Regions from separate parts of the Homo sapiens genome. Here region 1 is linked to region 2. The links are chromatin loops, found by intact Hi-C in ENCODE. Cell type or tissue: PC-3. All regions are shown on one strand. Each heading gives the region's core, and the rest is flanking DNA. Links, peaks and the distances in the headings are about the cores only.

Region 1 (8,358 bases), core at 124-8,123, 58 kb after region 2:
AAAAGCACGTAGAAGTTCATTTCCATTTTCATTTTTCTTTCTCTCCTTTGCTTAAATCTTTGTTCTCTCTGGACTAGTCTTCTCTGTTCCCCTGTTCTCATAGTTGATAGAAGCTAGCCACCACTTAGTGATAGATGCTGGCCACCTATTCTCATAGTTGATAGATGCTGGCCACCACTAGTCTTCTCTGTTCCCCTATTCTCATAGTTGATAGATGCTAGCTCCTGCAGGCCACTATCTTTCATAACCAATCCATATGAACAGTCCTCATTTTACATTTTTATGCTGGGCAATTAGATTGGTTAAATTTAGGTTATGTATCCACCTCTGTCAAAACAGTTCTAATGTTAATAACTTCACTTTCAAATATCTTTGAATAAAAGAAGTAGAACCAAGGGACTGTAAAATGTCGTGATTTCAGTAACTAGAATCTTCCTGTATAAACTGATGTATCTGTAATATATTATTAATTCAAACTCGTGACAACATTATACCAAGCTGATCATCTCCTGCTATGCAAAATATGTATTGAGACAAAGGAACATAAAAAATGAAAATAAGAAGATATTATTTGATTTCCAAACCTCTTTCCTGCATAAAAATATTATATGAGCCAGAAAAACTCAATAATATGAGGAAATATTTATGATTATTTTAAACTCATATATGTAATTTATTTGATTGACATAAAGTTTTGTAATGCATTTTGAAATAGCTGCCAATGTGTGAACAACAAGCTTTTCATTAAAATTCTGTTTTCGTGTTCATTGTTCTTTGTTTGTATGCAAACTCTTAGTTGCCTGAAAAGTAAATTTCAATATTACATATATCTGATAAAAAGTAATTAGGTAGAATTTGAACAGACCAGCTATGGTACCTGCATTTAGCACATATCTAGATGAGATACTTTCAGAGCTTACTCTCAAGTTCAAGTGATTCTCCCACCTCAGCCTTCTGAGATGCTGGGATTACAGACATGAGCCACTGTGCCCAGCCCTTCAGTCACTCTTTTGTGCTTTGTAACTTATACACATGTCATATATATATGTCAAATATCTCAAAATAAGAACATAAAACTAAAAAGAAATACATTGGTTTTAGAGCCTAATATAAAATAAAATACTGTTTCATAAACTAACCTGAGTACAAAGGTACCCCAATGTCTAAATCCTTGTCTCTCAGGGAGCCATATGTTCCTAAAGTTTCTGAAAGTTTCCTCTTCCTTCTTCTTTTACCTCCCCTTCTTTCTCTCTCCTTCTCTTCTTCTTCCTTTTTATCCTCCTTCTTAGTTATTGTCCTGAAAAAGTTTTAAGTATACGCATCTACTTCAATTATAGGTTTAAACAATTAGTACTAGTCTGTTCTGCATCCTTCCAATGACTAACTTAGGACTACAGAGTCAATTATAACTATAATGGCTGCATTATAGTATGAGTTCAGTAAATGGATTTACCTTTATGTTTATGATTCATTGAATTAACAAATCATTTTACTCTTTTATGTTTTCAGGTTAAGGTGGAAAAAACAGAGGCCAACAAATAATTAAATAATATATTGTTGCTACACCAAGACCATGGAACCCCATTGAATACTGTATAAATTCAGTTGTTTGAACAGGAAAATTAAAGCTGTTGAAAGAATGGAAGCATCACATACCAGACACTAAAGGAAGTATGCTAAATTCAACAAAACCCACGCCAATGTAGCAACACTTTTGTTTGTTTTGTTTTGTTTTTGAGATGGAGTTTTGCTCTTGTTGCCCAGGCTGGAATGCAATGGTGTAATCTTGGCTCACTGCAAACTCTGCCTCCTGGGTCCAGGCGATTCTCCTGCCTCAGCCTCCCCAGTAGCTGGGATTACAGGCGCCCACCACCATGCCAGATAACTTTTTTTTGGTATTTTTAGTAGATATGGGGTTTCACCATGTTGGCCAGGCTGTTCTTGAACTCCTGACCTCAGGTGATCCACCGCCTCAGCCTCCCAAAGTGCTGGGATTACAGAAGTGAGCCACCACACCCAGCCTGTTTTTGTGTTTTAAGTGGGGATTTAGTTTCAGCAAACCATCAAACCTTTATATTAATATGATATTATGTTAATTTATCATCTAATTCATCAATATTTTAATGTTTATACTTAATTAGTAACTTTTTGATATTGCATTTGTATAAATAATATATTAGAGAATTGATTACTAGTTTCATGTTTTTGTGTAATTAACTTTATAATTAAATAATTTGTCATCACTGAAAGAAAGTGAAATATTTTTCTCTTAAATGCTATGACTATGTCTTTGAGATCACCAAATTGTGCCATGAAAAGCTCAGATAATTTTTAAAGTGATTTATTTCTGTTGGCTTGAATTTTCATTTGAAATTCTGAGGAAATCAGTAACTGAATAAAAATTTACATCTCAAATCATAGCTAGGACTTACTGTAAGCAACTTAAACCAACATTAAGTAGCAGATCAGAAGGCAAACATGATTATGCTCCTGCATTGAATATTTTACAATGCTACTTTTAAACTTTTCTAATAAGGCTTGGAGGATACCAAATGAACTTTTCCTTAGAAAGGTTATATCACTATTTCTGTTAAATCTGACTAATGTTTGTTATTCTTGCACAGCGTGTTAGCTCACTGCATACAGGTGGGTGTCACGGGATACGCAGAGTGTTGCTTTGCCAGCCGGAAGCTTCCGTAGCTGGTGGCGCCTTTGCCTCAGTTTTGCTCAGGCACATTGGGCTCGTTCTACCCATTCAGCTTGTCAGGCTGTGCTCAGCTTGTGATACTGGCCCAGATCCCACACCTGCCAAGGGCAAGCAAGGCACAAAGCGGTGAGGGGAGAGTGAGTGAGCGAGCGTGGGGTCCAGCTGCGGCTCACAGCGAGGCACTCTGGCTGCCGCAGGTGGACAGCTCCAGGTGCCAGCACGGGAGCCAGCTCCCTGTGAGGCTGCAGCTGGACCAGGCGTACCACAAGCAGCTTCCACTGCTGGCACTGGGCAATGCAGTGGTGCCCAGAAGTTTGACGATGCCAGGAACCACATTGCCCCAAAGGGGGTGTCACAGCCCTGGCTCAAGGAGCTCCTATGTCTGGGCTCCCAAAAGGGCTGCAGCTCTTCTCTTTTTCCCTCTTCTCTCCTTCTCTTCACCCACAACGTGGTGAGCAAGGGGTGTGTTTCAGCTTTGTTTGTGTTACAGTTCTTTCAGTCACACTATTCAGCAGGTTCTGAATTCTTGTCCATGTCCAGGAAGAATGAAGTATGCAAATAACTGGAGAGTGAGCTAGGCAAAGAGGTATTTTATTAAGCGATAGTACAGTTCTCAGGAGACCTGAAGTGGGTAGCGCCTTTTACAGGCAGGTCATCTCATCATCTCCCTGTGGCTGATTCTGGGGTTTCTACAGGTTTCAGAGGGGAGAAAACACGTGCTGCATAGTCCATGGGTGACCATGGGCAGGCCTGGTAAAAGCACTGTAAGTTCTCACTCCAGTCCACAGAACTGGCAGCCCAGCCCCATGCTTCAGTACCTCCCTGGCTTGAAGGTGGGGCTTTACTGGGGACCTGCCCCTTTTTGCCCTGGAGACTGTCTGCCTCCTACGACCATAAACCTGCTATCCATAGTGCCAGTGGCTCCCAGGCTATTCGTGCTGAAGGATACCTGCATGCCCACATTTAGCTGCCCTCAGCCCCCCCCTCAGCCTCACTCCCATGGTCATTGGTGCCCAAAGCTCAGAGGGCACGAAGGTGACAGGGTGCTGGTGTGTCAGTGCTGTCCTGAGCACATGCACACCTGGCTGGGTGGTGACAGCATCCTGACTCAACCTCAATTTTGCTTTGAAATTGAATCGGGCACTGGGAGTAGGGTGAGGCCATGCAGTGGAAGCAGGCACTTCTGAATCTGTGGGGGGCAGGGGACTTCCCAGGTCCCCTAGAGTGCAGGGATACCTGGGTCCACAGCCGCGGCTGGGTGACTGCATCTGTGCCCAGGAGGGCGGTGCTCCTGCCCCACCAACTCAGAAACAGGAGGGGTTTCTGCCTGTTCCTGGCTCCACCAGCTGGAGTGCGCAGCCCTGACTAGGCCTCCCCCGCCACAGACAGCATCTTCACAGTGGCTGCTCTAGATGGGCCCCACTGCCGTCATTGGTACCTACAAGATATTTATGTTTATTTTATGAGTGAATAAATGAATGAACAAGTCCTGCAGGAAACTATTTTATAATAAGCAGAATTGCTCTCTTTCAATAGAACACCTATTCCAGGATTGTAAGTGTCAGAAACAGATTGTCTCTTTTGGCCTGTGCCTGATTCTTTTATGCTTCACTGAATCTCCTGGCATGTTCTTGCTCAAATGCTTCTCCTAAGTGCATCTAGATATAGTTAAGTATGCAAGATGCCTTATGAAGCCAGTGTCATTTCACTATTATATGATTAAAATTTTGTAAGTAACAGCTTGTTAATTTTATAATAAGAGCTTACTAATTTCGAGATTTCATAAATGACTCCAACGTGTAGTTGATATAAATGTATTTCTACTATAGTACATCTACATCTATAAATGTATATTTACTATACATCTAAAAAGTATAGTAAATATAAAATTCCAGGGCAAATCACCATGTGTGGAATATACAAAGTAAATATAAGATAATAATACAATTGGTATCAGGGTTGGGATTCATTCACCTCAAGTATGTAAGAAAGGCAAGAGAAAGAAAAAGGAGAGAAGTTTTTTTTATTGAAGATATTGGGAAGAAGATATCTTTAGATAAGAATATGATGTGATATTCATTTCCTCTCCTACAGAGAGGAGGGCTTGATCCCTGGACTCAAACATTCTTCTGGGGTGTGGACTCTCACAGAGATCTATGCAGAGCTTAATATACAATTCTTTCATCTAGGAGGCAGAACGAACTAAGTCTGACTCTCACCTCGGAACCCTTGCACAAGAGAAAAGGACTTAATATATCTCTTTAGAGAAGGTCACTGCTTTGGGATGGGCCTGCACTCCCTGGATGTGTTTTAACAATGAATGCTTTTACGGTTCTCTCGTAGTGGACTTGAACTGTGCAAAGAGCAAGCCATCTTGACTTTTGTCCAATAGCGCCACCTGGAGTCATGGAGGGAACTTAGCAGCAAAAAGCTAAAGATGCATCCCCAGAGCTCGGGAAAGAGTGGTCAAGATCAGTTAGAATAGAGGTTAATTTGCCATGGTCAAGAGAATGGCAAAAGAGAAGAGGCTAGCAGCAAACCTCAGAAGAATTCACAGAAGAAGCTCTCCCCAAATGTATGTCATGCCCCTAGTGCTCAATGATAGTTAAAACAAGAAATGCCATTAATTTGAAAATAGTGTCTATAAAAGAAGGCAGGAGAGGGATTTTTTTAAATAAGAGAACTTTAAAAATAAAAAATTCACTATACCCGTTTTTAATCCTGAAGGCTTACAGCTTAAAACAGGCTGGTTTGAATGGATTAGAAATATGCTATTAAATTCAAATTCAGAGTTGAAATTAATATATTGGATTGAACATTCTAATTACTAAATTGTGTCTGTGATAACAATAAAAGTGCCTCTAGAACAATTGTATTTATAAGTGAGAAGAAACGCCCCGACAGTTACTTCACTAAGTATATTTTAAAAAGGCAGTGAGTGACAAAAACAAATTTGGATATATTAAAAGGGATTCTTCAACATACAGGTGATGTAAGAACATGTAAAGCTTTTCTTACATAATTTATTTTTCTACTCTGCACTGTCAAGACAGGGGACTTTTTCTTTGACACGGTTAAGTGTGGTTTTATTTCTGTTTCCTCTAATTTGTTGTCTAAATTCTGTGGCCTAGCCAAAGCTGAGAGTAAGGGCAAATATCACTATCACAACGATTCTGTTAATAAGGATCAACATATGTTTAATAAACATTATTATGAAACTGTGCATGGATTTCAATATTTTTTGCACCAAATTAAACTCATACTCACTTGTTACTGTGTCCTAAAGGGACCTAGTTTTAGGCATTAAGAAGGATGACATCAGTTTGAGAACAGCCCCTATCACAGCATCATGCTTTCTGCTAAAATTGAGACAAAAATAAACATTAAACCTGGGTTAAAGAATGGGAAAATCACTGATGCTTTTTGAAAAGTTTATGGAGACAAAGAAATCAGCAGTTTACAGATAGAAAACTTTTTTTAGAAGGGTTAAGATGATTTTAAGACAAAGCCTGCATGGCAGCCCATCTTCATAAATTATTTTTCCTTCCTTCCTTCCTTCCTTCCTTCCTTCCTTCCTTCCTTCCTTCCTTCTTTCTTCCCTCCCTCCCTCCCTCCATCCCTTCTTCCTTCCTTCCTTTCTTCTTTCTTACCTTCCATTCTGTTTTTTTTTTCCTCTCTTTCTCTTTTTCTTCTGAGACAGGATATCACTCTGTCACACAAGCTGGAGTGCAGGGGTGCAATCACAGCTCACTGTAGTGTTAACCTCCCAGACTCAAGCATTTCTCCCACCTCAGCCTGCTGAGTAGCTGGGACTACAGGTGCATACCACCATGCCCAACTATTTTTATGTAAATTTTTGTAGGGATAAGGTCTTACTGTGTTGTACAGGCTGGTCCTGAACTGTTAGGCTCAAGCAGTTCTCCCATCTCAACCTCCCAAAGTTCCGAGATTACAGGAGTGAAGAAAAAAATAATTTCATTTGTGCCATAATTGAAAAGAACCAACAATTAGCAGCATGAATAGTAGCCAACACCATAGACATCTCAATTAGTTCAACTTATGCAATTCTAACTGAAAACGTAAACTTTAGCAAATCTTTCACTCAATGGGTGCTAAAATTGTTGCACCGAAATCAACTGCTGCACATAAGAACAGAGTTTTCCATTGAAATTTTAAACAAATGGGATCAAGATCCTGTAGCATTTCTTCAAAGAATTGTAACAAGAGATCAAACATGGCTTTCCTGGTATGATCCTGAAAATAAGGCACCATCAGAGCAATGGTTACCAAGAGGTAAAAATGGTCCAGTCAAAGCAAAAGTGGACCAATTGAGAGCAAAAGTCATCACAACAGGTTTTACTTGTTTATTTATTTGGTCTGCTCATGGCATTTCTTTTGTTTACTCTCTGGAGGGCCAAAGAACAATAATATCTGCTTATTATGAGAGTATTCTGCAAAAGTTAGTCAAAGGTTTGGCAGAAAATCACTCTTCATTTTTTCAAATAAACTATACTAATTATATATGTTTTCTGAATCTTCCAGAAACCATTAGAAAGCAAAAATTATTCCTTCATAATATGGACATGTATTATGAATATCAGGACATTTCCTCAAAAATAACAGAGAATATTCTGATCACTTCATCTGGCTTATGATTATTAATATAATCCATTGATTCCTACTTTTGTCTATATACTCTTGGATACCACACTTCCCTAGTTCTTCATTTTAGGTCATGTTTTGTTTGCTATTTCATATTATATTTATCAGATACTCTTTTTTAAAAAATAAATTTTTATGTTTATATTTCAGGTTTACAACATGATTTTATGGGATACATATAGATAGTAAAATGGTTACTAATGTAAAACAGATTAACACATTTATCATCTCACATACATTTTTGTGATAAGAGCAGCTAAAATCTATTTAACAAAAATTTCTAATACAATACAATTTTATTAACATTAGTTCTCACTAATGTTGTACATTAGCTCTCTAAACTTGCTCATGCTACATATCTGCTATTTTGTATTTTTTGCCTACTTCATTTCATTTCCTCATCACCCTCCTCCCTTCCCGTAGAAACCACTACTTTTTTCCCCTCTGTCTGTGTATTTGAGATTTTTTTTAATATTCCAAATACAAGTAAGATCATGCATGCAATTTTTTTTTCTGTGTCTGACTTATTTTACTTATCATTATGTCCTTCAGCTTCATCCATGTTGTGGCAAATGGCAGGTTTCCTTATTTTTAAGGCTGAATAATACTCCATTTCATTTATACTACATATCTGTAACTAAATGTCTATTGATGGACATTTAGTTTGTTTCCATATTTTGGCTATTATGAAAAATGCTGCAATGAACACAGGAGTCCAGATATCTTTAGGTGTGACTATTTCATCTCCTTTGCATACATACCAAGAAAAAGAAAGAGAGGGGAGCAGTGCTGGATCATCTGATACTTCAATTTTTAATTGCTTAAGAAACCTACACATTGCTTTCCATAATGGCTATATATATCTGCATTCACACTAACAATGTATTAGGGTTTCCTATTCTCTATATTCTTGTCAATATGTGTTATCTCTTCCCTTTTAGATCATAGTCATTCTTTTGGGTGTGAGGTGAAATTTAACAGTGATTTTT
Region 2 (8,358 bases), core at 257-8,256:
ATTTTCTAACTTGCAGAAATGTCTAAAGATACATTTGCTTCTTTGTAAGGTAATGCATTTTATAATCACTGAGAATATTTTAAAATAGGCAGGGACAACAATTGTTGCTGGATTATGCTGAGAGGATTAAGTCATGAGATGATTCAACTTTGATTTTAAAGATATCAATCCTCATTTCCTAACTTCTTGAAAAGTTATGTTGGAAAATGAGAAAAACCACAATGCTAGCTTCCTGTCTTCAATATCTACAACGTTCACGTAAGCAGCTTATGTGTCCTTCTCAATAAAATAGTACTGCTTAGTATTTTTAAATATATTTTATTTATATGGTATCAAATGGAAACAAAGTCAAAGTCACTCCAATGTCTGAAATAAATACATATATGCATGCATGCACACACACACACACACACACACACACACATACACACACTGCCTTTGAGTATGTAAGAAAGAATTCACTTAGTGCCTTTTGGATTGAAGAGAGGAGAATAAATGAAATGAAGTAATAATTTCTCCATAGCTAAACTATTTACTTTTTCATGGAGCATGTGGAAGATAGCTACTTGGCTCCATCCTCAGAGAAGAAGTAGTATTTTTATATGACTTCTTCCTTATTCGATGAGTTGCTACATTTCAAAACTATGAGTAATTCATAGAATCTGCTGGCAAAAATATATGTTCTGCCAAAATACACACTCACACACTTTTATGTGCTAAAAAGAATTATTTGAAATAAGGTATGTTACTTTAATAGTAATACACTCATTGAATCTGTTTAGGGTTAAAATAATTTAAAATATTAATGTAAAAAGCAAGGAAATTTTCAGGTTAAAAAATGTTATAGCAGAGGACAAATCTTCCAGTTCTTTTTCATAAGGACAAATATTTTAAAGGCTAAATTGTAAGCTGATTTTTCAACAATCATAGCAACGGACCAAAATTATATTTGTAAGTTGTAATACTACTATTTAATACTTTTTAAACTCTCCCCCTTATAATCTAAATTAATGAGTATCCTCCACATCCCCCAAAATAACATCAGTTATATTTGTGGCAGAAATTGTATTCTTTTGAAAAAAAATTGAGAGAATTATATGAACACATTCAAATTTTTGATGGTTGTTTTTAAATAAACTTTTTAAAGTTTTAATATAACTTTAGCTTATGATTTACAGAAAAGTTGTGATACGTAGTACAGAGAATTTGCATATTCCTCACATTCAGTTTTTCCTACTCTTAGTACTTCATATTAGGATGGCATACTTGTCACAATTAATGAACTAATACTGATATATAAAGATGAACTATAATGCCTACTTTATTCAGATTTCCTTAATTTTACGTAATGTTCTTTTTCTGTCCCAGAATCCCATCCAGGATTCCACATTCCATTTAGTCATCATGTCTCCTTTGTCTTCTCTTCTGTGACAGTTTTTCAAAGGTTCCCTGGTTTTGATGACCTAGGCAGTTTTAAGGAGTACTGCTAGAAATGTTTTTCTCAATTGGAATATTTGTGAAAGTTTGTCATGAGATCGTTAGTGGATGTTGTATTTTGCCACATGCTTTCTTCAATGGATATAATAATATGATTTTTCTTCTTAAATGTGTTGACATGGTAGATTACATTGATATAGTGTAAATACTAAAACAGGCTTGAATATCTGGAATAAATCCCACTTGGTCTTGTTATATAATTCATTTCACACTTTGTTGGATGTGTTGAGAATTTTTGCCTGTATTTTCTGTGAGATACCAATTCATAGTTTTCTTTCTTCTAATAACTTTATCTGGGTAATGTTGGCCCATAGAATGAATAAGGATTGATCCCTTTGCTTTTATTTTTTGAGAAGATTACAAAAAATAAATATGTTTTCATGTTAAATGTTTTAAAGAATTCATCAGTGAAATTTGAGATTCATGCTCTCTTTTTGGAAGATATTCGATTATTGATAATTTTCTGTAGATAAAGAGCTACCGATAGTATCTATTTCTCCTTATGTGAATTTTGGTAGGTGTGTCATTCAAAGTATTTGTCCATCATATCTGTATTTTTAAGTTTTTGTGCTTAGTGTTACCTATACTATTCACTTGTTAGCCTTTCAAAGTACAAGTAAGAATAGAGAAGTCTTTTTATATTTTTGGTATTTGTAATTTGTGTCTCTTCAACTTTTGTCTTTATTAGCCTGGCTACAGGTTTATAAATTTTATCGATGTTTTAAAAAGTATCTTTTGCTTGTATTTACTTTCTCTATTTTTTCTCAGTTTTGTAGAGTTTCATTCTAATTTTTAATATTTCTTCTTCTTTTAGGCTTAATTTGCTCTTCTTTGTCAAGATTTCTAATGCTGAGCTGAGCTAGTTGATTTGTATTCCTTTCCTTCTAATGCATATATTTATGTAAGTTACACAGTACTACATAAGTACAAAACATACATGTCCAGGTGTCCGTGCCTTTTTTATTGCATCCTAAGTGCAGAATAAACACTTGGTTTATATTGAATCTGCTACCTATGAAAATAAAAAACGTACTTTCTAAACCAGTGATTTTGGCTATACTAAAGTATAGCTAATCATGGCTCCCCCAAATATCCACATCTTAATATGTTACCTTATATGGCAAAAGAAATTTTGCATATGAGATTAAGTTGATGATCTTGAGTTTGGGTGATAATTTTGGGTTACCAGGTGGGTATGATGCAATCATATGATGCAATCACAGGAGTACTTAAAGTAAAGAAGCAGGCGATCAGAGAAGGGCTGGAGAGGAAGAGGCAATATGATGATGGAAGCAGAGATTGGAGTTTTGTGCTTTGAAGATAGAGAAAGTGTCCTTAGCCAAAGGATACAGGCAGCCACTACCAGCTGGAAAGCCAAGGAGATGGAGTCTGCCCTAGAGTCTCCTGAAGAAACCAGCCCTGCTGACACCTCGGCTTTGACACAGTGGAACAGATTTCACACTTCTGGCCTCCAGAACAGAAACAGAATAAATTTATGCTGTTTTAAGAACTATGTTTGCGGTAATTTGTTACAACTGCAACAGGAAACAAACACATAAGTAAAAAACACATTGTGATTAAGGAGCTCTGTGAGATTTCCTGAGTCCCAGAGAAATGTTCCTGTAACAAAACTCTCAGAGTTCAGTGATTGGGAGCTTGAGTTCACAGACTTAGGAAACAAATATCTTCTTTTAGAGAAATTTTTCAAACAGAACCCGAAGTGAACTCTAGTATAATCTTCTAATGAATGTTACAGCGTGTTGTTTGTGCTATTAAATTCACATGCATATTCTCTCTCTTACCTCTCGCATCTTTTCTTCCAATTCTCTCTCTGTCTCTCTCTCTCTTTCTCTTTCTCTCTCTCTCTCTCCCTCTCTCTCTGTCTCTCTCTCTCTCACACACAGAATCATAAACTACTTTTCTTCTGAATCCTCTCTGTAAACGGGCTAAGCATTTGACTTAAGCACTGTGATGCCTTCTTTAGAGAGATTAAGTAGGATGATGCAAATGCTTTGTCAGATGCTCCCACCAACTGATTTATCTTGGGAAAGATAAAAATTTAACCTGAACAGAAATAGAAATATTGTCAATGAGGGTGAAGGTCAAATATTTATGTCTACTTGAAAAAAATCAATGTCAGAAGTAACAGTAGTTCTTTTCTTGTACTCTAGCCTGCGTTTCCTTAAATATTGTGGCCCCTAGATATATTGATAGTTGAGAAAATGCTCTTTTCTTGCTCTGCTTCCCTCAGGAAAAGTTTTTTAAACCCACTTTCTTAGCAGCTAATCGATCATATCTTGTGTGAATAATCAAAAGCCTTGGAAGTTATGTGTACATGTCATGGCTTTCATGAAGCAATAGCAGATGTGTGAGATGTCTGCAAAACCTGCAGATGGCAGTTGCGTGATCTACCTTCATTGGCATCATTCATAATATAAACACGATTATAAAGTACTCTGTTTACATTATTCTTGAATACAATATTCCCAACAAAAATATCTGCAAAAGTCAACACATTAAACCCAATGCAGTGCATTTTTATTACAAGAAGGCATTCTTTAAGGATGACTAATGTCTCCGAGGAATAAAATGGAGATTAGGCAAGAGTGTGATTAAAATGAAGACCCGAGAAAGGTTACATTCTCTATGCATTCATTCTCCGCAGGGTGCACAACTGCCTAAGAGTAAAACAAATAATTTCTCCAGCAGAAAGACTTCCATTTGAAATGAAATGCTTAAAATAACAAATTGTGTTTGTTTTTACCATCACATTTCCTTGACATATAGAAAAGTCATATTTCCTCATCATATTTCTTTTGGTAATAAGCTTCTTTTGACAAAGATTGTACTTTGACACTATGAGAGATGTTTGAATAGACATAATAAACACAGAAACATACTAAAACTAAAATCTATTGAAAAAATTTTAAAAGGATTGAAAAATGAATGTGTTTTGACATAAGAATTGATTCTGCAAATTAAGTAGATCTTTAAATATTAGATTTATTAATACTATTATTGCTTTTTTGTTGTTGAACATTGTAGATTGTTATAATGATTCTCAAATGTATTGGGATTGCTATTTTACAATTCTTATTGTTAGTACTGAACCACATGCTGTATCTTTCATTTGTCAAATTTTAAAAGTTTCTTAATCATCTAAACATCTTTTTCCTCACCAAAACCTATATTTCCTCCTATATGCACTGTCAGCATTATTATTTCATTTATGTGAATAGAAATGCTATAATTAAAAGTATATGTTTAGTTTAGTTTCATTGTTTTTCTGTTTCTTAGCAAAGACTTGGAACCAACCGAAACATCCATCAATGATAGACTGAATAAAGAAAATGTGGCACATATACACCACGGAATACTTTGCAGCCAAAAAAAAGGACGAGTTTATGTCCTTTGCAGGGACATTAATGAAGTTGGAAACCATCATTCTCATCAAACTAACAGAAGAACAGAAAACTAAACACCGCATGTTCTCATTCATAAGTGGAAGTTCAACCATGAGAACACACGGACACAAGGAGGGGAATATCACACACCGGGGCCTATCGGGGGGTGGCAGGCTTGGGGAGGGAGAGCATTAGGGGAAATACCTAATATAGATGACGGGTTGATGGGAGCAGCAAACCACCATGGCACGTGTATACCTATGTAACAAACCTGTATGTTCTGCACATGTATTCCAAAACTTTAAATGTAATAAAACAATTTAAAAATGTGTTCAATTTACCTACATATTTATTAATTTTCATATTTACTTTTTAAATTGTTTCATGTGCTTTTCCTCAGAGTTTACTTTTTCTGCTGGCTGAAGTACATTTATTTTTATTTCTTTTATTGACAGGTTATATATACTAAGCTTTTAGTTTTTGTATATCTTCAAGTATCTTTATTTTGCTTCTCTTTATGAAATGTAAATTAGCTAGGAATAAAATTCTGTACTAATCATTAGATATTTTTCTGCACTTTGAAATTATTACTGTAATGATCTTCTGGTCAAGTTGCTTTGGAGAGTAGGTGAAGTTATCATTTATTTGTAGGCATTCTATATTTTATATATTTTTGGTTTACTGGAGTCTCCTTAGAATTTCTATAGGCAAGGATTGATTTTCATTTCTCCTGTTCACCAATTACAGTTTTAAATTTGAAGACTTTTGCTTTTCTAAAATTCTGAAAGCTTTAATTCCTTTAGCCTCCCATTTGCCACATCTAATATAAAATTAATCCCATTTATTTATTTTTAAATTATGTTTTTAAATGAGTTCTTCTTTTTAAGAAATCACATGTTTTACTTCAATCATAAGAATTCCTGTTCTATATGTACCGAATTCTTTTAAAATAGAGGTTTTGCACTTACTTTCTAAATCCTGCCATTATACTTACTTTGAAGTATTTTTCAAAATATTCCACACAAATAGTTTCATTTGTAATGAGGTCCTGTTCCGACTGCTTGGTTCTATACTTATTCTTTTCTTAATATTATATTTCTCCAAATATTTTCAAATTTTCCTTTTAACTGAGAGGATTCATGGTTTTATTTTTGTTCTCTTTTCTCTCTGTGCATACCCTGTTTTGTCTGCAGGCTTTTACACTGAATCCAGCTAATCTTTTGGAACCCCACTTCTGAATCAAATTTTATAGTAGCAATTCAGTATATGTTATTTGTTGCTAATGTTGAACTTATCACAGGTTGTCAAAGAGACAGCTAATAGCTTTTCCAGTTCTATTTGTGTCATCCAACATATCTTTCTATAAGCTCTTCACATATTTTTTGTATAACCTAAATTTTAGCATGTTTCACAGACTTTTTGTTCAATCATTCTTGGCCCATACTTGACTCTGTCTTTGCTTTTGCAGTTTTCCTCATCGAAATTTCACTTATCTCCTCCTGCTTACGTCTTACCTCTAATTTAGTTTTGTCATAAATATTACCGTCTCTAGGAGCTTTACCTAATCACTCAAACTAGGCAAAACGTATTTTCTATGACAGCCATAGAATTTAAAACACCATATAACTTTTGCCTCATAATGATTTAAATCTTTTTTATTTTATGTACTAGATTATAAATAAATATAAATCTATGTTAAATCACTATACTTCTTTAAAGTACTAAGAACCATGCCTTATGACCCCCAAAAGAATGCCTTGTGTTAAATTTAAGATATTCATCAGAAACTAGCATATTAAACCCATTTAATTTAGCTGGTGCTATGTATGACTATTCTTGGTTATTTAAAGTATCTCTTTAATGGCCTGTGACTTCCTTGCAGTCTTCCAATTTTCAATATTTTTATATACATTTGTCAATCCATTGACTATAAGAAAAATTTGTGTTTAGTAAACCTTTGCAAACTTTCTATGAAATGCAAAATTTCTACGGAATGCAGACTTCTAATTTGTTCATCTTTCAGATTCCTGCTAAAATAACCAAAAATACATAAAAGTATCAGAGGCATTCATCTTGTTAAATTGAAGGGGTACCATTTACATAGTTAAATATTAGAAAATTTTTCAGTGTTTTCTGAAGATGAGACATGATGGAATGAAGACAAAGATACCTGTCAGTAATTTCTCCAAAGAAAGCACATGATGACTCTGAATTTAGAAAGGGAGATACTGGCAAATAGTATAGCACCTTATTGGGTGAGTGATAGTTACTGGCTACATTAGCTTCCAAGAACACATTACTTATTTTACAAGCAACTCAACAAAGCTTGAAAGCAGCAGCCTTTAGAGTTCTCATCTTTCCAGCTGTGACCATGACTGGCCAAAAGCTAAACATGCAGTATTGCTGCTTCCTGACTAAGCTTGAGGGGACTCTACAAAGCTAGTCAGGGAAACTTACACAGCATGGACACATGGCTGAACAGAAATAAAATGCCCAATCTGATCTCAGATTAGCAACTTCAACAAGCACACACAATAAATAATTTTATTATTAGCATTTGTTCCATATTGATCATGCACCAGACATTTTATAAATAATTTTTCCAGAGAAGCATTCATTGACTACCCTATAAACATTGAATTTCAACTTTGTTATCTCTGCGTAGATAATGCCATATCCAATCAAACAAATAAAAACAATAACAAATAGAAGATCATGGTCCCTGATTGGGATGCATACTTATAAGTCAAAATAAAACTATAATTTCACCTGTCTTATTATTTTTCTTTGATTCTAAAAAATAGCTGGCTATGTGTTTAGTAGATTTTTTTAGTGAAACTTGAGAGGTGAAAAAGTGAGCCTTGAGCACATATGTGGATGTTAGAAGGAGTGTAGATGTTAGATTTTTCTGTGTGAAAAAATAAAAAAATAAAGTTTAAAGTTGAGGTTAAAAATAAAGTTCTAAAATGAAAAGTGATGTTCTTACAGATAACTTTGAAGTTGGAGAATAGAGTAAGGGAAAGGAGTTTCTGAGAAGAGACAGAGAGGCTAGAGAGGAAATTCTAATTAGTAGAAAATTGTCCATAGGTTTTAGAGCAAAGATGTTGAATTTTAATTGTAAATTAACCACTACGTTGTATAACATTGAAATAACCTTCATTCGTTTAAAACATTAGTAAATGTGTTTTCCGTGTACGTAGTCTGGACACATTGTTGGGAACAACACACGCTGGGGCCTGTCAGGGAGGAGGAGGAGGGAGAGCATCAGGAAAAACAGCTAATGTGTGTTGGGCTTAATACCTGGGTGACGGGTTGATCTATGCAGCAAACCACCGTGGCACACATTTACCTATGTAACAAACATGCTCATCCTACACATGTACCCTGGAACTTAAAAAAAAATTGATAAATAAATAAGTAAAAATGCAGTTTTACTTTCTTATGAATAATCCTTTGA

Evidence for each region. A loop is a pair of places that touch in the nucleus more often than their neighbours do. Peaks named below come from ENCODE experiments on the same cell type or tissue, not always from the same donor. Only the 100,000 strongest peaks of a DNase experiment are listed, where the experiment ranks them.
Region 1: a loop joins it to region 2, with 4 times the contacts of the local background. A loop is called at or near these places in 2 of 110 quality-filtered maps.

The regions. Positions count from the first base shown.
Region 1 is chr5:30,037,445-30,045,802 of GRCh38, reverse strand. No RefSeq gene overlaps it. Among named protein-coding and RNA genes, the nearest start is that of LINC02064, 650 kb to the right of the region's middle. RefSeq lists an enhancer at 4,967-5,261. In PC-3, for the core only: CTCF peaks have their summits at 4,888 and 5,109 (motif pointing left); DNase peaks (open chromatin) are centred at 3,792 and 5,102.
Region 2 is chr5:30,095,488-30,103,845 of GRCh38, reverse strand. LOC105374707 (a long non-coding RNA gene) reads left to right here and starts at 1,459. Exons shown (of 3, transcript XR_925891.2): 1 at 1,459-2,011; 2 at 2,312-2,398; 3 at 4,795-5,241. LOC124901160 (a long non-coding RNA gene) reads right to left here and starts at 1,388. Exons shown (of 2, transcript XR_007059098.1): 1 at 1,321-1,388. In PC-3, for the core only: no CTCF peak of the experiment used is centred there; DNase peaks (open chromatin) are centred at 615 and 3,985; H3K4me3 peaks cover 553 bases; H3K27ac peaks cover 4,713 bases.